Regions from separate parts of the Homo sapiens genome. Here region 1 is linked to region 2. Evidence: chromatin loops called from intact Hi-C (ENCODE). Cell type or tissue: dorsolateral prefrontal cortex. All regions are shown on one strand. Links, peaks and the distances in the headings refer to the core of each region. The heading gives the core; the rest is flanking DNA. Region 1 overlaps CORO2B (coronin 2B). Region 2 overlaps CORO2B (coronin 2B).

Region 1 (11,077 bases), core at 2,135-10,134, 54 kb after region 2:
AGAGAGGTGCCTGGGGGCTGGGGCCCCAGCCTCTGACCAGACCTCCTGGCCTCTCTGGAGCAGCGGTTCTCAGCCCTTGCTGCTTAACTTCACCTGTGGAGACGTTTTTTCATAAGTACTGACACCTGGGTCTCTCCCCAGCCAACGAAATGGACTTGATGATGGGGCCTGAGCCTCTGTATTCTTGAGCTCCCCACAGTGAGAATGAAAAGCCACTGCTCTAGAAGCAGTGATTCCCGGGAAGACTCTGAGTCTCTTGCTTCCTCCTCCCCTCACTCAAAGGCTGGGAGTCCCGCATCTGTGTCAGCCAAGCCCCTGGCTTCTCCCTTCTGTCCACATCACTTGTCCTCAAAGGGCCCAGGGGAGAACACCTGTCTGAATCTCTAGCACTCAGGACCACATAAGCCACAGGTCGTGAGACAGGACTCAATCTAGCCAGCAGCTAGCAGCCAGCACAGTGATTAAGCATGTTCTAAATTAGTTGCCAACATTTTTTAAAAGTCAGGATCTTTAAGAAAAACCTAGACTTCTTTGATTTTTCAAAAATCAAAAATCAGAAACTACTATGCACCCACATTCCCACTGTAGCCCCTTCAGGAGGGGAGGGGGATGCTCCAATTACACTCAAGCCCCCTCCTGCGTTATGGTTCTCATCTGAGCCCTGTAAGCACTGGAACTGTGTGCCCTCACAGCAGCACGCAGTAGGAACATTTTTAAAAAATTGCTGAAGAGTGAGTCTTTTTGACTTTTGAAGCAGCCCGTGCAGAAAGATTTACATATGAATCAAACAAATTGCATTTCTTGCTAGACAGCATTTCTGGATGAAAGCTAGAAACAATTAAATTACCCCAGGAAGAAAAGCTGTGGCACATCCACAGGATGGAACACAAACTCAGCAATAAAAGGAGCAAACTACTGATACCCACAACACCACGGATGACTCTCAAATACAGTAAAGCTGGGCTGGGTGTGGTGGCTCATGCCTGTAATCCCAGCATTTTGGGAGGCCAAGGGGGGCAGATTGCTTGAGCTCAGGAGTTTGAGACCAGCCTGGGCAACATGGTGAAACCCCGTCTCTACAAAAAATACAAAAGTTAGCTGGGTGTGGTGGTGTGCACCTGTAGTCCTAGCTACTTGGGGTGCTGAGGTGGGAGGATTGCTTGAGCCCAGGAGTTGGAAGCTGCAGTGAGCCGTGTTCATACCACTGCACTCTAGCCTGGGAGACAAAGCAAGACCCTGTCTCAAAAAAACCCAAAACAAGAAACAACAAACAAGAAAAAAACCTGTAACGGAGTGCACAAGCAGGCTCAAAGGCTGCATACCCAATGATTCCATTGATATAATATTCTGGAAAAAAACAACTTCTACAGATGGAACACGGATGAATGCTGGCAAGGCCTGGGGGTGGGAGGAGGGCCTGACCACAAAGGGACAGGAGGGAATTTCAGGAGGCAGTGGAGATGTTCTGTATCATGATAGTGATGGTGGTTACACGATTGTTTGCATTTGTGAAATGCATAGAAGTGGACACTAAAAAAGATGTTTTTTTAATGCATGTAAATTATACCTCGAAGAACCCGAGTTAAAAAAAAAAATTAGCTGAAGACACGTTTGTCTCCATTCTAGATAGAGAAAGTTGCATAAAATAAACTGTGGAAAAGCTTCAAGTTTAGAGATTCCTAAACCCTGCGTGGCACCTGAGAAGACGGGGTCCTTCCAGCATACAGCGGCATGCTCGGACCGCCCATTGCAAGGAGGCTCAGGAACAGCCGAGTGTGGTGCAGAGGAAGGGACCCTGGGCATACAGTCACTTGTCCTGCAGTGTCCTTGACTCTGGGCAGGAGTGGTCTTCGACCACTAGCACTGGAGTTAAAAACAGAGACATGGCTGGGTGCAGTGGCTCATGCCTGTAATCTCAGCACTTTGGGAGGCCAAGGTGGGTGTATCATGAGGTCAGGAGTTCGAGACCAGCCTGGCCAACATGGCAAAACCCTATCTTTACTGAAAATACAAAAATTTGCTGGGCGTGGTGGTAGGCACCCGTAATCCCAGCTACTCAGGAGGCTGAGGCAAGAGAATCAGGAGATGGAGGTTGCAGTGAGCCGAGATCATGCCATTGCACTCCAGCCTGGGTGACAGAGCGAGACTCTATCTCAAAGAAAATAAAAAGAAAAGAAAAGAAAAAAAAAAACAGAGATGCCCAGCCCCACCCCAGATCTAGTGAATTATAATCTCTGGGCATGGACCCCAGGAACTCTTGGGTCTGATGTTTAAAAAGCCCCCAAGGTGATTTGAATGCACAACTAATACATCATATATTAGTTTTAGGCCCAAGGGACGGTAGTTCCTAATATCAGTTCCAGGCTGGAGGAAACACTGTGAACAGTACCTTTCACAGACTCATGTGGTGCTGATCACGATTGTTATTTGTGTTGGTAGTCGTGCTCACTGTTGATTCTAATATCATTTTTGTTGTTGTCATTGGTTTTAGAGACATGGTCTCACTGCTGCCCAGGCTGGAGTACAGTGGTGATCATAGCTTACTGCAGCCTCAAACTCCCTGGGCACAAGGGATCCTCCTGCCTCAGCCTCCCGAGCAGCTGGGACTGCAGTCTCACACCACTGCAAGTCTTGTGCCATGGCTGATTCTAATAGCCGACATTGGTAGAGTGGTGCCTCTAGTTTACAGAGCACCCTGACATGGATTACCTGACTTAAGCTGGGCAGCTGGCTTTATTTTTTATCCTCATTTATGGGATGAGGAGACAGAATTACAGGTTAGGTCACCTGCTCAAGACAGCAGGACCCGCCACCCCAGTCCTTTAAGTCTGTCTCAAGTCTCTTTCCATCACCCAGTCTCTAGGGCTGAAAATCCTCCTTCTTGTTGGAGGTTGAGCTGAGGAGGGCTGGGCAGAGAGCAGGAGGAATTAGAAAGGGCATCTTCCCAACACAGCAGTCAAGGAGTCTGTGCGACCCACGCTCAGCTGCAGAGAGAAGCTGCTGTAATCCGTGGTGTCGACAATGGAGGGGCTGGGGCTGCTCAAACACACCCGCCTCCAACCTCATGCTTTGCAAGTGGCACAAACGGGGATTACCCAGCAGCCGTGATCCAGCATGCGGTAATCCTCACCCAGCCCTGCCTGCCCTCCCACCCGCTGCTGCTGCTCCTGGGAGCAACAGGCTCCTGGATGCTGGGATGGAGACGCCCAACAGGATTTCTGGAGCAAAGGAACCTGAAGCTGCCCTTGGCTTCTCCCACCAGGAGTCAACCGCACTGCCCTGAGATGACTCCTGGTCCTCCAGCCTCTGTTTACATGCAGGGCGGGAGAGGCTGACCTCACTCACTTCTGGCTCTTTGGGATGGGATGGGGTGGGGTGGGGGTGAGGAGGTGGTGTAAACACAGCTGTGGGTGGGCCAGACTGGCTGTCACTCACGTCAGGCTTCCACATGCATGGACACTGCCAGGGCTCCCACATGACCTTCCAATGGTGGTGCAAAGCACCCAGGGTCTGCATCCAGCAGCTTCAGTCAAGGCCCCTGCTCTATTGCTCTGGCGAGTCTCAATGACTTGATTCAAGAGGCAGCATGGGCCCGGGCTTAAAAGAGCCGGGCCGGTTCCTCGCTGTGTGACCCTAAGCAAACAATATCACTTCTCTGCTTCCTCATCTTTTTTTAATTTAAATTTTATTTTCTTTTAATTGAGACAGAGTCTCACTTTGTTGTCCAGGCTGGAGTGCAGTAGCGTGATCTCGGCTCACTGCAACCTCTGCCTCCCAGGTTCAAGTGATTCTCCTGCCTCAGTCTCCAGAGTAGCTGAGATTACAGGTGCCCACCACCACACCCAGCTATGCTTCTCATCTTTAAAAGAGGGGTGATATTAATGGGGTTTACCTCCTAGGGCTGACATGAAGATTAGATTCCCTAAAGTATACAAAGCACCAGACACGTGCTAAGTATCTATAAATATCAGCCATCACCATCACCACCACCAGCCTGTTTCCCAGTCTGTTCAATGAGAATCATTCTAATCTCTTCTGCCTGCCTCACAGGGGTGTTGTGAGTTAAGGTCAACAAAACTGTAAACTCTGAGAGGACAGAGCCTGTGTCTGCCTTGGTCCTCTGCTGCATCCCCAGGATTCAGAATAGTATCTGGTAGTAAGGGTGCTCAGCAAATATCTATGAATGAATGAATGGGGTGTGGGGGTGAATCTTGTGACTCTGAAGGTGCTCCATAGGGCTGAGCTGCTTCTGTTTCTAATGAGTAGTCGGTGAGGTCCAACGATAGGATTTGCTGTGTTGGGAGGTGGTGAGTTCCCCATTGCTGAAGGCAATTAAAGAAACTGGAGGTCACTTAGCACAGATGTCAAGGATGGGACTCATATAGCAGGTTCAGGTCGAACTGAATGACACTGGAGAATCCTTTCCAACTCAGAGTGAATTATAGGCTAGCTCACCCCATACCAAATCCCCATGGCCTTCAACAGCATCAGGCATGTCTTCCCCAGTCAGCTCACGCTCAAGGGAATGTACAACCAACCCTCACATCCTCACACTGCAGTCACACAGTCCACCCAGCTGGGCAGTCTCAAAACATGCCCATGCCCCCACACACTCCATTTTCACATGCAGTCACTCACCCAGCAGCATTGCCACAATTGTCGTGAATGTACCGAGCACCCACTACAAACCTGGCTATGGGTTAAGTCCTTCTCCAACTTCGTCTCATTTAATTCTCACTCCTAAGCAAAAGAGATTATCCCCATTTTAAAGATGGAAAACCAAGACTCAGAAGGTCAAATAGTGGCTCACATTTATAATCCCAGCACTTTGGATCGGGAGATCACTTAGGGGTGGGAGGATCACTTGAGCCCAGGAGTTTGATACCAGCCTGGGCAACATAGTGAGAACCTATCTCTACAAATAATAAGAAAATCAGAAAAATTAGCCAGGCATGGTGGCATGTGCCTATAGTCCCAGCTCCTTGGGAGGCTGAGGTGGGAGGATCACTTGAACCTGGGAGGTCAAAGCTGTAGTGACCCATGATTGCACCACTGTCCTCCAGCCTAGGAGACCCTGTCTCAAAAAAAAAAAAAAAAAGAAGTGAAACTTGCCCAATGTCACGTGACTGTCAAGGAGCTGAACTGAGCTTTGAACCCAGGTCTGTATTATCCCAAAGCTTGTCCTCTTAAGTCACATTGCTTCCCTAACACAAACCAACAACCAAACCAAAGCAAGGCCAATCTCTTCTCACAAGGCTCTGGTAACCAACCCATCTGGAAAGGCAGAGTTATGAAGACAGAGCCACAGTTCATTCCCATCCCAGGTGCACATGTGCTGGTCTCCAGTTCAGGCCAGTGTGGAACCCTGGGCAGGTCCCCTTTCAGGAATGCCTCCTCCTCATCTCCTCCTGCCAAACCCTATTCAATAGTACGAGTACAGTTCAAATGTCTCCAGCGCTGCGAAGCCTCTCTGGTCCCTGAGAAAGAACTCAGCACTCCCTGCATCGTGCTTGCTCCAGGTCTCCATGCTGGCACGCACTGCGTTGTTCTCCAGCTAACTGTTTATGTGTCTGCTTCCCCTAGCAGACTGAGTCCCATGGGGCTGGAGGCAGTGTGTGATTTGTCTGTGCCTCCATTCCAGCCATGAGCACAGGTCCTGGCACCTCCAAGATGCTCAATTGCTCATTAGACGCTGTGGCTACATTGCTTATGGCCTTGAGGGTCCCTACACCTGCACTGGCAGGGTTTATGGTGGTCACACAGTTGAGAATATTCACTGCCGATCTCATCCGTCCACTCCAAGCTGAGTAACACACCCGTTAATCAGCAGGCGAGGAGAACATCTGTGGCTCCTTCAGAAAGTAATAGCTTCCCGGAAGCGGAGCAGCATATAATAGGCCCTGTACCGCTCGCTGTGCTCCCAAGTGGAGCTCGGCCAGCAGACTGCCTTGCATTTACCCCAGCAGACTTTCTACCCTTTGTTGGGGGATTTCATCAGAGAAACTGGCTCCCCGCCCAACCCTGCCTGACACGCACAGTGGGAAGGCCTAGAAACCTTCTAGCCCTGGTCCTGCCTCAGCTGGCTGAGTGAGTGGCTGAGTGACGGCAGGCACACTCCCTCTCTGGGCCTCAGTTTATTTATCTGCAAAACAAAGAAATAATTACCCTACTATAGCTGCTTGATAAGACTCAGATTAAAAAAAGGAATGAGAGAATAAAACAGAGAAGGCACTTTGGAAATATAAAACTGATTCAAAAGCAAGATGCGGGACCAGGTGTTCCCTAAACGCAGACTTTTGAATGAGGTTGGAAGGGGAAGACCCTCTTTACTCCTGTGGCTTAAAATAACTTATCAGACTCATGGACAAGTGTTCTGTCCTTTCTGGGCCTCAGTTTAGTCATTTGTCAAACAAGAGGTTGAATGGAATCAGTGTTTTCCAAACTTCATAATTTGTGTATCACTGCCAACATGTTCTTGCCATTTCTACAAATCACCCGAACCATGTTTATTTAAAAATTTTCTTTAAATTGGCTCTTTCTAACATTTAAATATCTGTACAAACATCATTCTAAGCAATTTAAGCCATGACATCACAGTTTGATGTCCTAGCTACCTTTTTTCCTAAAACACATTAAATAAATATACGACAATTAGGCCGGGCATGGTGGCTCACACCTGTAATCCCAGCACTTTGGGAGGCCAAGGCGGGTGGATCATCTGAGGTCAAGAGTTCGAGACCAGCCTGGCCAACATGGTGAAACCCCGTCTCTACTAAAAATATAAAAATTAGCCAGGTGTTGTGGCGTGCGCCTGTAATCCCAGCTACTCAGGAGGCTGAGGCAGGAGAGTTGCTTGAACCCGGGAAGCAAAGGCTGCAGTGAGTCAAGACTGTGCCACTGTACTCCAGCCTGGGAGACAGAGTGAGACTCTGTCTCAAAATAAAAAATAAAAAAAACATGACTCCACTTTCATCTTCTATAAAATGAGAGTGACGATGCCAGCATTGTCCACCCAAAAAGGAGAGAACACAGCAAGGAAAGACCTAGAGTTTATCTGGTCCTACTATTCACACTGAGTTTGCTGAGAATGAACACGTGCACACACACACACGCATGCACGCACTCATATATATGTACATGTACATATATGTATGGGTACACATATGTATGTGTACATATATATATACACACACACACACATTTACACCCAGCATTTACAATTACACCCAACCATGTTTATTCAGGCCCTGCTGGGACTATCTTGTGTACTACTGGTAGTCTATGTCCATTTTTGAGAAGCAGAGGGAGAGAGAGCCATTTGGAACATTTCCAGCTCCAACAGTCCAAGGTTTACATCCATGTGATGCACGCACCTGGCACCAGCACCACGACAGAAGCCCCAGGGGATGATAAGACAGTCCAGCCCTCTAAGACCTTTCAATCTTGCACACACAAAAAATGCTCTCCAATTGCTTCAGTGTGTTTTATTTGTATTTTATTTACATCCTTCTCTAAGGCATCATACTAAAATGCATACATTGCAGCAGGATGAAAATCTAAGTGATAAAATTCAGGCTAAAGGAAAGTGAGGGTAGGTGATCTAAGGCAAGGCAAAATGAATATATAAAAGGCTAATAGCTCTTGAATGCTCCCTGGAAGAGTAACACAGATTGGGGCTCTGGGCTTCCTAGCAGTCAAAGTAAAAAGGAAAACATGATTCATTCTCCTTTCATTCCTATCAGTATGTGATATATGAGCAATATCCTCAACTGCATCCCAAAGATAAATATGATGTAATTGTATCTGGGGCTGCTGACCTGACTAGGGAGATGCTGTTACCATCTTCTGACAAGTATCCTTGCCTCTCCTTGAGCCCATCTTCTATGCTGATGCCACTGTGATCCTCTCCTAGATAAATTTTTGATCACGTCACTTCCCTTTCTCAAAATCGCAAAATGTTTTCCTCTTCCCTACAGAATGAAATTTTAAATTTTCAGGCTTGTATTCGAACATCCCCTTGAACTAGCTCAAAGTATTTTTAGGGGCACATGTCTAGGAACCTCATATTTAGATCACAATGTAACTGCCTGAATTCAAATCCTGGCTCTACCACTTAGTAGCCATGTGACCTTGGGCAAGTTACATAACTTCTCTGAGTCCCATTTTCCTCTTTTGCAACATGAAGAGATAAAAAGTCCCTGCCTTGTGCTCGCCTCGGCAGCAAATATGCTAAAAAGTCCCTGTCCTATAGGATTATTGAGAACCAAGTGTGATAACCCAGGAAGAGCACTGCTCATGTGCCAGGCACATCAGTGCTATCTCCTCAGCTGCGCACTCACGCCTCCCAGCCTTTGATCACACTGTTGCTTCCATCTGGCTGCCTTTCCCCTTTTCCTGTTTACTCAAATCTTTTCACACATCTGGACTCAGCTCAAGTGCCACTTGAACTGGGAGCCTTCTGTGATTTTCCCAAATTAATTCATTTTTTTGCTCCTTTTCCATAGCACATGATTTACATGTAATACAACATGTGTAATATATGCAACGCTCAACCCATGTTTCTCACACTGGAGGGTCACCTCCTACTAGTAGGTTATGAAATCAAAGTGGTAGGCTGCTACCAGTATTTAAAAAAAATGAAGCAGAGTAGAAAAGACTAGAAAATAGAGTGCATATCATGACCTTTGGTTTTGTTTTGTATATATAACATGTATTTGTGTGTGTGTGTGTGTATGCATGTGTGTGTATTGGGTCACAACAAAATGATTTTTCTCACTAGCAACTATAGCAAAAAAGTCTGAAAGCCACAGCACTAACTGGGTTCCTGGAGGGCAGGTACTGACTCTGTTCAACTCTGTCCCCAGCACTTAGTAGGAAGCTTGGGACATAGTAGATGCTCAATAAATATTTACTGAAGTGAATTGAAAAATCTAGTAATCCAGAATGGCATGTTACTAGGGCATTCCAGTAGCCTAAGATTCAAATGCAAACCCCCACATTCAGCCACAATCTCTAAGGGCCCCATTCAGGCACAGGGCTCACCCACTGGGACGACAACCACCCACTGGGGATTTCAAGTTGAGGTTGTTAGAAGTGAGTGGAAGAGCATAGTATGGCTTAGTCCCTGCTTACCCAGGACTCCCTCTTAAGACTCCACTTTCATCTTCTATAAAATGAGAGTGATGATGCCAGCATTGCCCACCCAAAAGGGAGAGAACACAGCAAGGAAAGACCTAGAGTTTATCTGGTCCTACTATTCACACTGAGTTTGCTGAGAATGAACATGTGCATACACACACACACCCAACCACACATATATAGTCACAGACACACACATACACACACGCACACTACCCTTCATTTTATAGGTGGGAATGTGGAGGTCCAGTATGGGCAAGTGACCTGCTCAAGGTCACACAGCTGGTGAGTAGCACAACTGGGACTAGAACCAAGTCCTTTGGTTCCCAGACTACCAGTGAAGGGAGGACAAAGGATACATTAAACAGAAAAGTGCTTGAAAAACACAGAAGAGTGAAAAGTGGTGTGAGCCTAGCTCCAAGATCTGCAGAGACAAGAGGCCACAGGCCACAGTGGCTGATGCACCTGTCTCCTCCTCATTGCCTCTGGCTTCCCACCCATCCCCAGCCCCCACTCCCCACAGCCACCAGTGTCAGGATATGACTCATCCCATTCCCTGGAGCCCACGAAAGCCAATGTTGTTGGAAAGCACGGGCTTGAAGGCTGACAGACCTGGCTCTGTCTCAGTCCCAACAACACCTGGACCATTTTTTTGACCCCTCAGAGCCCTGCTTCCTCATCTGGTAACCAGGGTTACTACTCTCCATATACCTGGTTCTTGGGAAAATTCAATGAGACAAGGCAAGTTAAATACCTAGTGTTTGTAAACTTTAGTTCCTTCCTTTCCCTTCTTCCTTTGAAACCCTTTGTTTTATCCTCAGGCATGTCTTCCAAATAAAACAAAACTCCAATTCTGCAAGGCTTCTCAGATCCATGCAGTTGGAATTAATCTGGCTGTGTGTGTTTGGTTCCAGAACCAAATCCAGTTTGGCACACTGTGCCATCCTCTGCACACACCTGTCTGTCTCCCCCATGAGACCACGTGCACCCAAGAGGCAAGACCCAGCTCTCGGGGCCCTTGATAACGCTAGCCCTCGCCCATGGGAGATCTCGCAGATGACATGGGATTGCCTGCTTGCGCTGGGGCCCACGCGCTGACACAGCCGTACTCACCGCTTGTCAGAATCATTCGACCGCGGCCTGGAAGACTTGCACAATGGCCCACGGCACCCAGCAGGCGGTTTGAATCTGGATCCAGGGCAGCTGCCTGCTTTTAAGGGAGTGGAGCATGGCAGTAAAGCCAGCAGGCCGGGCAGCAAGAGACCTTGGTGGGGGCTGGGTGACCTTGAGCAAGACCTTCCCCTTCTGTTGGAGTCATAGTAAAGTTCCAAAATCTATAAATAAGACTAAAAATAATGCTAAATACTTTTCTGAGAAGAAACTAGGATGACCAGAGAGCTTTTTAAAGCTATACATTTCCTGCCCAAGATTCTTAACCCTTTTTCCCCCGAATAAGTGCATCTGAGGTGATGGGGAAGAGGCAGGGGTATTATTATGAGAAGGCTCCAGTGATAATTCTGATTAGCCATATCCCCGACAGCAACCCAATTATGCCCATCATTATACTGTTTACTACAAAAGCACAGGCCGTAGAGTCAGTCCTTGGGCAATTACTTAACCAGTCTGAGCTGGGTTCTTCCATCACAGAACAGAGAAAAGGCTTCATGTTGGACAGGGTTGCTGGGAGGAGGGAGCGAGCCGCTGCATGTAAACCACCCAGCAGGTCTGGCGCACAGTAGGTGTTCTATAAACGGCAGCCTCCTCCACCCTGCTCATCTGGGCAAAGTTTATGTCTCTATCAAGCAGTAAGCATCTAGGAAGGAAGGCTATGATCTTCTTTCTTGTCTCAGTCCTTTCAGGCTTCTGTAGCAAAATACCATAAACTGAGTGGCTTATGAACAACATAAATTTATTTCTCATGGCTCTGGAGGTTGGGAAG
Region 2 (11,077 bases), core at 1,585-9,584:
CTTCTCCATTTAGCATTGTCTTGCGTTGTTTGCTTTATTTCACGGGTGTTTGTTGCCCTCCCAAGAGATTATCCACACTTTCATCTTAAATGAGATAATCATGGAGGGTTTCCAGCAGAGTGTGAGACATGAATGAAACCTCAGTGGTACAGACATGCTTCTTACACCCTCTGGTCTCAAACACAATGCCAGTCTATATTCAGGATCAAATGACTCCCCCAGCCACATGCTGCCAGCTGCAAAGATACTGTTGTCATTGAAGTGGGAGTGAGTCACATGGCACCATCCACATGCTCCCAGGCTGGGCCACTCTGCCTTGCCTCTTAGGGATAGCCACCGAGAGAACCGCCATCCACCAAGAGCGTGCACACTCTGCGGGGGCCCAGTGCCCACCATCTTCCCTGCCCAGACACCATAGAGACTCAGCCCTGGGCCATCACTGTCCCCATGGAAGTCATGGAATCTGTGGGCAGGGCAGGGGACCTCTGGCTCAGAACTTCAGCCTTGCTCCATCAGGGATATGTAAGGGGCCAGAGAAGGAGATGCACCACCTCCGAGGTAATGACCCTGGGAATCTATGGCCTTGAAAATGTCCTTTACATTGTAAGTGAACAGCCCCATGCTGAGATGACCAGTCCCTCCCCATCCCAAGCTTTCTCTCTGCTGCATCTGTGGAGGTTGGTTGATCCTCAGGGGCTGGGGTAGTGGGAGAAGGAACATATTGCACTCCGAACCCCTAGAAGTCAGGGTCTACTTTGGCTCAGCTCACGCTAATGACTGACTGAGCAAGTTCCTTCCTCCCAGGGCTTCAGTTTCCACATGAGCCAATAAATACAAACTCACTGGGCACGGGGCCTGGCACCACAGAAGCACTCGATAAATGGTAGTTATTATTATCATCTGCAAAATGCAGGTTAGCTTCCTCCCTCTGCCTCTGTGCTCTGCACAGCCCCTCGGACCAGACCCTCCTTTGTACTGTGCTTAATGGCTGTCATGGCTGTCACCCTCACCAAGGGTGAGCTTTCCATGGGTGGGGTATGTGTCTAACCCATCTTTGTACAGGCCTAGCATGGCCAGCTGCCCCGGTGCATGTGCTCAGAAAGTGTCTGCACAGTGGACCTGAACCATCAGGGCCCTTCCAGCTCTGCCAGTCTGGGGTTATATGTTGAATCTCCACCCAGCTCACCAAACACAGACAAGAACCCTCCCTGGGCCTGGAGCTGGCCACCTAGAGATGAATAAGATGGGATGATTCCCTTGGATGTCACTTCCACCACATTCTGTCTGTTTTAGTCACTACTGTATCCCAACACCCAGCACGGTGCCAGGCCCATAGTAGAGTCTCAATAAATATCTACTGAACTCATCCACGAGTGAGAAGCAGGTGATATTTCTGGGAAGGCCCTCACTCTGCCTGACCAGCTCGGAGGGCCAGGTCAGGGACTGGGTCCTACTGTCAAGCCAAGTTGGGCTGCTGGAGGGGCAGGGAGGGGAACACACCCTGAGTACAGCGGTCCCCTGGCCTCTAGCCAGATCCACTATCTGTCCAGTAACCTGGGGCTACATTTTCTACTCTAGTTCTTCCCTATCTGAGCACTGGAGGACCGGCAATGAAGGCTGGAGTTTGGGTGTGTGGTGCCTGAGTTTGGGGCTCCCAGGGGACATGGTGTGGGCAGCTCTTCTGAGCCTGGTGCTGGCTATGCCACCTGCTGATCCCTGGACACGCTCAGCTGCCTTCTTTTGTTTTCTTTTTTCTTTTTTGAAGTGGAGTCTCGCTCTTTTGCCCAGGCTGGAGTACAGTGGCACAATCTCAGCTCACTGCAACCTCTGTCTCCTGGGTTCAAATGATTCTCCTGCCTCAGTCCACTGAGTAGCTGGGATAACAGGCACCCACCACCTCACCTGGCTAATTTTTGTATTTTTAGTAGAGATGGGGTTTCACCATGTTGGCCAGGCTGGTCTTGAACTCCTGACCTCAGGTGATCTGCCCAAGTCGGCCTCCCAAAGTGTTGGGATTACAGGTGTGAACCACCGCCTGCTGTCTTTTCTCTGTTATTGCCCGACAGGCCTGGGGCACCCTTCTGGGGGCTCAGTGTGAGGGAGGGGAGAAAGGGCTCACACTGACACAGAAATTGGGGAATTCCTCCTCCTCCTCCCCCTGCTCTTACTATGGAGTGCTAGGCTGTTCTGCCTGACTCCTTCTCTGACAACAGGACCTGGGTCTGCTGTCCTCCCAGACTCAGTGGGAAAGGTCCTAACCCCGCCAGTGTTGTAGGAACAGCCAGCAGCCAGTGGCACGGGTGCTGTACAAGTCATCTGGGGGGAAAGTCAAGTGCATGTTAGGCCTTTGTCAGGAAGCAACAGACCTTGCAGGGGAAAGGAGAGCTCCTGTTAATTATGGAGGGGCAAGGCAGCCTCCTGGGCCAGGGGGCTGGGCCCCACCAGGCCTCCGAGAGGCAGGAGATTTTCATGAAATAACAGGAAACCCTCAATCCAGCCAACGTTCATGTTTTTCCATGGCTGCAGAGAGCCTGTGGCTGGCTGAACCAGGGGATCAGGACCTGTTCTTGACACAGTAGAGGGGACTTGGCCACCCAGCTATGGTGAAGGAGAGGGTGAAGGCAGGAACAGACATATCAGGAGAGGGGAGGCAGGAGACACACAGAATGGGGCTGGGCAGTGGGTGAGGAACCCTCCAACCTGGTAGGGTTGTTTTATCTGCAGAATGGACAGGGGCTGGCACAGGGTGGACAATTTCCCAACACGAAGTCACCAAGGCCTATGACAAAGACAGCTATTTTCTTCCTGCCCATGGAGGTTTTGAAGGTCCGCTCCCAAGTAACCTTTGCCTCTCCAAGCAAATCCCTGAAAACCCCTGGAGCACAGCCTCAGCATCCCCCCGCCACCATCTGGCCTTTCCCAGAAAAGCTGCCTCCCAGCTGCCCAAGGAAATGCTTTCTCTGTGGCAGAGAGGGGCCCTTGTCCTTAGCCATTGCATGACAGGGAGAGGGTCTCAGCTCCACCCTCTGCTGTGTGGCCTTCAGCTAGCCCTATCCCTGTCTGGGCCTCATCTGTATCATCTGTACAATGGGGCTTTGTGCGGGGTGACCTTTGAGGTTCTGGAATTTTCTTACTTGCAGTCTCTGCTCAGGCCCAGTGGGAATGACCAGCAGTGCACCCTGCAAATATAGTGATGGGGCTTGGGGTTCAATTGGGAGCTTTGCAGGAAGGGCAGAGGAGCAAGCTTTGGAGAGGAAGAGGGAGCACTGACAGATGGCTTGGAGGAGAGGGAGGGTGTGCCTCCGGGGCTCCAGGCCTGGCGGGGAGCACAGTCCCGAAAGTGCTGCAAAAACAGGTCTTGGACTGGGCACCGTGGCTCATGCCTGTAATCCCAGCATTTTGGGAGGCTGAAATGGGAGGATCACTTGAACACAGGAGTTCAAGACCAGCCTGGGCAGCACAGTGAAACCTGTCTCTACAAAAAAAAGAAAAAAAATTAGCCAGGCATGGTGGTGCACACCTCTGGTCCCAGCTACTTGGGGAGGCTGATGTGGGAGGGTCCATTGATCCAGGAAGTAGAGACTGCAGTGAGTCGTGATGGTGCCACTGTACTCCACCCTGGGTGACAGAGCATGACTCTGTCTTAAAAAAAAAAATAATCCAGAAGAAACAAAAAACACAGATCTTGGGCCACCTCTAGACCTCCTGAGTCAGGTCAAGGCCTCTGGGAACAAGCATTTTAAACACTCTCCTCAGGTGGCTGCGGTGTGCGCATGCTAGCACAGAGGTGACAGCAGGACTTGGGAAACACGGCTGAGACCTGCACTCCAGCTTGAGAGTCTCATGGACTCTAGTTCAAGTCCTGCCTCTGCAGCTTTCTGAGAATAGCAGCCCCATGTCACAGGGGAACAGGGACAGTGTATGGAGGTGTCTGGCATTTGACGGGTTTAGGCAGCGGTGGTTATCCTTGCAGACCCCTTACCCTCTGGCACCTCAGTCCTGACAGCTGAGGAAGGTGACCTGAAGCTAGATTGGCCCCCGGAAATTAAAGGCTAAGGTGGGCCAGGAGGCAGAAGTCCTGCTTCAATTCAGAATCCTCTGGAGGGTTTGTGCAGCTCATCATGACTCCTATGTCCCTCACCCACAGATGCGGACGCTAGCAGTCATGTTAGCACCACAAGTGTGGGCCACTGCCAGCACACACACGCTAAACTGATTGGATCATAATGGGCATCTAATTCAAGCTGAGCCAATCAGATATCCTTATCTGCCCACACTGTGCCCTTGCACACACAAACACACAGCTGATTGGGCCAGGATGAGCGTCTAACTCAAGCTGAGCCTATCAGATTCCCTGACCACTGTATTTAAATTCAGCCACCCCTCCACCTGCCCACACCCCTGTCCCCTTCCCTAATCAATTTCTCCTCCTAGCATTATTCTATTCTATTCTATATTCTATTCCATTTCTGTTCTATTATTATACTATATTATACCCTATAATCCACTTTATTATCTGTCTCCTCCGCTAGCGTGTAGGCCCCATGAAGGCTGGGGTTTTTGTCTGTTTTGTTCACTGCTGGGTCCCCAGTGCTTCCCACAGTGCCGGGTACAGAGAAGGTGCTCAGTAAAAATTTGTTAAGTGAATAAATTCTCTCTTCCAGGAGGTGGAATTGCAGCTAACATTTACAGAGAACCTACAATGTGTTAATGTTTTCTAAGCACTTTAAATATGTACTAACTTGTTATGATCTCCATGACCTTGGTTTTACAAAAATAGATCTATAAACATCTTATTTGAGTCTCACTACCTCTGTGGAGGAGTTATCATTTCCCTAACTTCAGAGATGAGACAACAGAGGCTCAGAAGGGTTCATGGTCTTGCTCAAGATCACGCAGCAACTAAGTGGCAAAGCTCAAACTAGAATTTACAACTTCACCTCCTACCTCCTCAAGTCCCCATTTCTTTCCAGACACAGGATACCCCTCCTCTGCCTAGAAGATGCTATTCCTGCCCTCAGAGGCTTTACTTTCCCTGGGAAGGTGAGCTAGAGGAAGAGACAGCTCCAAAGGCCCAAGCAGAGGCTGAACTGACCGAGGAAAGGGAATTGACACAGCTTGTTTCCTGTCCTCAAAGTTACTGTGAAATCCTCATGAATGACTGACAGCAAAATGGGAGGCAGCTGCCGCAAGGGGAATTCCAGAGCATGCTGAAGCGGGGTACAAACATTCCAATTCATGCTGGACTAGAAGTATTTTCGCCATCATGGCTGCCTTCTTCAGATTACCTTCTGCTCTATTTCCCAATTTCAGTGTGGCTCACGGAGCTGAGAACAATACTGTAGTTCCAGCCTGTGGTCTGACCAGTACAAAAGGAAGGGGGAAGAGTTCCTCTTTCTTCTTGCCTAAGTCTTTTTGCCTTATAAAAGAATCTCTGACTCTCTAGCTGACTGATACCTGAAGTTCTACTATTAGGGATTCATTCCTTTCGTGCTCCACCTTGCTGCTCTCAAAATAAAATAAAAATACCCCTAAAGAGAGTGTAGTGGGAGATAATATTGGTCACTGTGGACTCATTCTGAATAAGCTTTGAGAATATTCCTGAAGGCAGGTCTGAGGGAAAAGAGCATGAGGGCACTGGTGGAAAGGCTGGAGGGAGAAAGAGGGAATAAGGTAGTTGGGATCAGGGCAAACTCTTACTCCAACCCTGCCTGGTGAGGTCATGGAGCACTGCTGAGTTTGATGTTCTTCGCGTGTGCTCCACGGAGAAGCCACTGCCCACGAGCCTTTCTCTGGCGGTCAGGGCCCCTACTCTTCCACCCCACCGCCAGTGCAAGTCCAGTTTGGGGAGGGCACTTGCTTGAGGTCACCCAGTGAGTAAGAGGGTGATGGCTGTGCCAGGCCACACCCAGGTTTGCAGACACCCAGGCCAGTGCCCCATCCCACCTGTCAGTTCTGGAGACCTTGCTCACAGGAAGGGGCAGCAGGGTCACCTGAAGACCCAGGGCACACAATCACCTGGGGCATTCGCTGGCTTCAGTCCCGAGTTACAGACACTGGCGGGCATTCTGATGGCCTCGTCTGTCTTCCGGGCACATGTGTGCAGAGAATATATACTACCCACCGTCCCGAAGCCCCCAGCAGGGAGCTCTCAGACCCCAAAGGGTTGCTTCTTCTCTGGAAAGCCTCGCCTAGCCAGAGGGCAGCATCGTGGCCAAGCAGGAAAGCTGTGCTACCAGCATTCCACCAGCAGAGGGCGGTGGCTGCGCTACTCTCAGCCACATCCAAGCTCTTAGACTCTGTGGGAGGGAACTGAGCCGACCAGGACCCGAGACACACACGCAGCCTCTCTCCCGCTCCCAGTCAACCCCAGCTCACAACTGTGCCCATCACTTAGAAAATTCTTCATAATGAGATGAAAATCCGCCTCCTTCTAACTTTTGCCATAAGCTCCTACTGCTGCTTCTGGGTCCACCGAAAAAGTCAACCCTTCTTTTATTTGTCAGCTCTTGGGAGCTGGAGTCCCTTTCCTAGTTAGTCACCCACGGTGCTGTGGGTCTTAGCGGGACACTGTCCTTTTTTTTTTTTTTTTTTTTTTTAGACGGAGTCTCGCTCTGTTGCCCAGGCTGGAGTGCAGTGGCGCCATCTCGGCTCACTGCAAACTCTGTCTCCCCCGTTCAGGTGATTCTCCTGCCTCAGCCTCCTGAGTAGCTGGGATTACAGGCGCATGCCACCACGCCTGGCTAATTTTTGTATTTTTAGTAGAAACGGGGTTTCACTATGTTGGCCAGCTGGTCTCGAACTCCTGACCTTAAGTGATTCGCCTGCCTTGGCCTCCTAAAGTGCTGGGATTACAGGCATGTGCCACGGAGCCCGGCCAAGACACTTTCCTTTTTTAAGAAAATTTTATTTTATTGAGACAGTGTCTCACTCTGTGTGCCCAGGCCAGAGTACAGTGGCATGATCATAGTTTACTGCAGCCTCGACTGTCCAGTCTCAAGCAATTCTCCTACCTCAGCCTCCCAAGTAGCCGGACTCAGGCATGCTTGGCTAATTTTTTATTTTTTTCATTTGAGAGACAGGGTTGCCCAGGCTGGTTTGGAACTCCTGGGCTCAAGCAATCCTCCCACCTCAGCCTTCCAAAATGCTGGTATCATAGACGTGAGCCATTGTGCCCGACCTCCTCTTTCTTTCTCATCTTTAAGAGATTGATGGATCCCAATCAATTCTGAGGCTCCTTCCAACTCTGACATTCCAAATGACACCCCTTTCAGTTACTGCTGAAGGGCAGAAGAGGGCAGACTCTGCACTTCCACCACCCACCTACCGGCTTAGGTTTCCAGCACTCACAGTGGCCCCCATTCACCACCCCTGTAAGCTACAACTTGTTTGTAGACCCTTTCCCTGGGGGTGTGGGTTCTCCTGCCTGCTATGTCCTCACATCCACCTGCACCTGATCTCATCTTCAACCCATACCCCACACCCTGGTACCCCCCATTAGGCGCATCTGATCCAAACTGTGATGTGAGGGGCTGCTCTAAGGTCGCCGAGCTCACATTATGTGGCTCTCACATCCCACCTGCAGTCCCTGGCCACTTGGTGGGGGTGGGGAGGGGCAGGCTCATGGGGTGGCAGGTCCCTGCCTCATAACCTAAGGGGCCTGGTTTGCTGCCTGATGTATCTCCTCCCTCTCCACCTCTCCCTAGGCCACTCCATCCCAGAACAGGATTCTTCCTGGTTCTAGAGGCACCATTTCTTCACTTCCAAAGCTGAGCCACTGTATCACTTGCAGTCTCTTTTGAGAGTCAGATGAATTCACTGTCCTCAGACATTTCTGTTTTAACTTCAAAAATGATGTGTATTATACTTGGCTCACGTCTGTAATCCCAGCACTTTGGAAGGCCGAGATAAGAGAATTGCTAGAGTCCAGGAGTTCAAGATCAGCCTGGGCAACATAGTGAGACCCCATCTGTACACACACAAAAATTAGCCAGGCATGGTGGTGCACATCTATGTCCCGGCTGTTATACAAACATTCTATGTACTTGGCTCATGCCTGTAATCCCAGCACTTTGGGAGGCTGAGGTGGGAGGATCACTTGATTCCAGGAGACTGAGGCTGCAGTGAGCTATGATTGTACCACTGCACCCCAGCCTGGGCGACAGAGTGAGATTCTGTCTCAAAAAATTTTTAAAAACCAGAAAATTATGCATACTCAAAGAAGATGACTTGAAAAACACCAAAAAAGTACACACACACACACACACACACACACCTCCCGATTACCAAGTTGCTCAGGGATAGTTGCTGTTACTTTAGATATAAATCTTCCCCATGCTGCACTCAGCGAACAAGTGGAGTGGGATCTTTTCACCCCGGTTCACTATTCCTGTGGGCCCCATCATGCTCTCAAGGGCTTCCAAAAAAGCTGGGCACAGTCAGAACTTTGGGAGCTTATGGATAGCCCCTGACTGCCCCTTAGAACACACCTTTCCCTGTTAAGCACTTTAACCCTGGGATGGTCTCCTGTAATCTCACCTCCTAGTATACATGCCTTGTGTAGTCCCCTCCCATATTGCACCAGGGTTGGTCTGTGTTACTAATAGAATGTGGCCAGGGTTACACAAGATTCCAGTTTCTGCCTGGGCTCTCTTGCTCTCACCTGGATCACCACTCAGAGGAGGCCAGCTGCCATGAGTGAGAACACTTAGCCTATGGAGAGACCAGGTGTGAGGGACTGAGGTCTCTGGCCAACAGCCTGCAAGGAAGTGAGGCCTCCTGCCAATAGCTGCAAGAATGAGCTTGGAAGTGTATATTCCCCAGTCGAGCCTTCAGATGACTGCAGCCCTGGCCGACAGCTTTAACGCAACCAAATGAGACCCTGAACCAGAACTACCCAGCCACATTTTGGGGTAATTTGTTATGCAACAACAGAACATTAACACAGCTATATTTTCTATTTGTTGTGAGGGAGGCAGAACAGGCATTATCATCTCAGATTTTGATATGGGAAACTGAGGCAGGTAAGCCATGTGGGTGAGGCTTTGGCTCATATGTGGGTCTACAGCCAACAGGGATGTTGAGCCAATTTTCCTGGGTCTCAAACTGTGGGCACAGTCCCTGACATTCCAGAAGATTCCTCTTCACTTTTTAAGAAAGTAGGAAAAAAAAACAACAACAGAAAAATTGGGAAATACAGAGGAAGAATAATTCCTATTATGTCGTGGTGAGTATCAGCTCCATTTTATGCCCAGCTGGAGAGAGTGGTTGTGGTTCCTTTTCCTGTGCCATTGAACATTCTTGAACAGCATGATTTTCACGGCTGCGTTGTATTCCTCAGTGTGGCTGTACTACAATACCTTATGCAATTCCCTACTTTTGGATCCATAAGTGCTTTATAATTTCCAATACTCTAAAAAGGCTGAGGCAAACATAGTAGCTGAATTCTTCCACACATGAATTTTTAAAAAGATAAATTATTGTAAGTGAAAATGCTAGGTAATAGATCTGCACTTTAAAAAAATGCTTTTGTTATGAATTTTAAGATGCCTTTCACAATGGTTGTACTAATTTACACTCCTGTCAGCAACTCAAGAGAATGGCCATTTCCCTATAACCCTGACAGCACCCAATATTATAATATTTTTATCTGCTTATTTTCAGATGAAAAATATCTCATTGTTTTCCTTTGCAAGTCTTTGATGCTTTGTAAGGTTGCTTATATCTTCATTTGCTTAGCAGATATTTGCATTTATTTGCTTGTGAATCTTCTGATTCTATGAGGTCCTCAATTATTTCCTAATGGTGTATTGGTGTTTATCTTTTTCTTAATAATTTATAAGAGCTCTTTGTATATCAGAGATATTAATTCTGTGTATTAGTTCCTTATCACATTCATTGCCCCTTTTCACTTCTGATCCATCTACGGAAACTAATGATTCTAAATATTTTTGCTGGCTGGGCGCGATGGCTCATGCCTGTAATCCCAGCACTTTGAGAGGCTGAGGCAGGAGGATCACTTGAGCCCAGGATTTCAAGAGATCAGCCTAGACAACACAGTGAAACCCTGTCTCTACCAAAAAAAATTAAAAAATTAACCAGGCTTAGTGGTGCACACCTGAAGTCCCAGCTACTTGGGAGGCTGAGGTGGTAGGATAGCTTAAACCCAGCGGGTGGAGGTTGCAGTGAGCTAATATCACGCCACTGCACTCCAGCCTGGGCAACAAAGCCAGATCCTGTCTCAAAACAAAACAAACCACTAAGTACTTCTGCTTTGCCATCTTGATTCTGATCCAGACCTCTACTAGTTGGTTATCTATACATAATTTTTCAAAAATTTTTAAATTTTTCTTTATTTTTCCCCCCCTTTTTTTTTTCTGAGACAGAGTCTTGCTCTGTCACCCAGGCTAGAGTGCAGTGGCATGATCTTGGCTCACTGCAACCTCTGTCTCCTAGGTTCAAGCAATTCTCTTGCCTCAGCCTCCTGAGTAGCTGGGATTACAGGCATGCGCCATCATGCCTGGCTAATTTTTGTATTTTTAGTAGAGATAGGGTTTCACCATGTTGGCCAGGCTGGTCTCGAAGTCCTGACCTCAAGTGATCCACCCACCTTGGCCTCCTGAAGTGCTGGGATTATAGGCATGAGCCACCACACCCAGCCTTATTTATTTTTTCTTATTTGGTTTATTTCTCCAAGAAAAATATATTTATTTTATTAACAGGAAACTGTCAGGGGTTTCTTTGTTGAGCCCAAAACCCACCATTGGATTGATATTTTTAGAAAGTTGAATTTTTTTTTCCTGAAACTCACAGCTAACTCAGAGCCAGCATTGCCCATTGAGCTCAACGAAAGTGAGGCCAAAAGTCAAGGTCAGTCCCGGGAATAGATTGCTCTTCTTGGCTGTCCTAGCCCTGGCCCACTCATGCATTCACGCAAAGCATACTGCAATTTCAGTCAGAGAACACATCCCACCCACCAGGCTGGAAAACTGACCACACTCTTCACAGCCACTTCCCACCTTGGCCCTGGCCAGCAAGATTCCCTGTTCCCTTTAGGGAATCTGCCCAACTGCAGAGG

Evidence for each region. Hi-C counts contacts between places; a loop is a spot of excess contacts. Peaks named below come from ENCODE experiments on the same cell type or tissue, not always from the same donor. Only the 100,000 strongest peaks of a DNase experiment are listed, where the experiment ranks them.
Region 1: a loop joins it to region 2, with 3 times the contacts of the local background. A loop is called at or near these places in 7 of 110 quality-filtered maps.

The regions. Positions count from the first base shown.
Region 1 is chr15:68,615,789-68,626,865 of GRCh38, reverse strand. The region is part of intron 1 of CORO2B (coronin 2B); the gene reads right to left. Among named protein-coding and RNA genes, the nearest start is that of CORO2B, 42 kb to the right of the region's middle. In dorsolateral prefrontal cortex, for the core only: a CTCF peak has its summit at 5,882; DNase peaks (open chromatin) are centred at 3,105, 3,435, 5,975, 8,335 and 1 weaker place; H3K4me3 peaks cover 1,590 bases; H3K27ac peaks cover 8,000 bases.
Region 2 is chr15:68,669,358-68,680,434 of GRCh38, reverse strand. All of the region lies in intron 2 of CORO2B (coronin 2B), which reads right to left. Among named protein-coding and RNA genes, the nearest start is that of CORO2B, 96 kb to the right of the region's middle. RefSeq lists enhancers at 6,372-6,421, 5,996-6,496, 10,598-11,077. In dorsolateral prefrontal cortex, for the core only: CTCF peaks have their summits at 6,022, 6,242 (motif pointing right) and 7,284 (motif pointing right); DNase peaks (open chromatin) are centred at 4,224, 6,254 and 7,354; H3K4me3 peaks cover 690 bases; H3K27ac peaks cover 450 bases.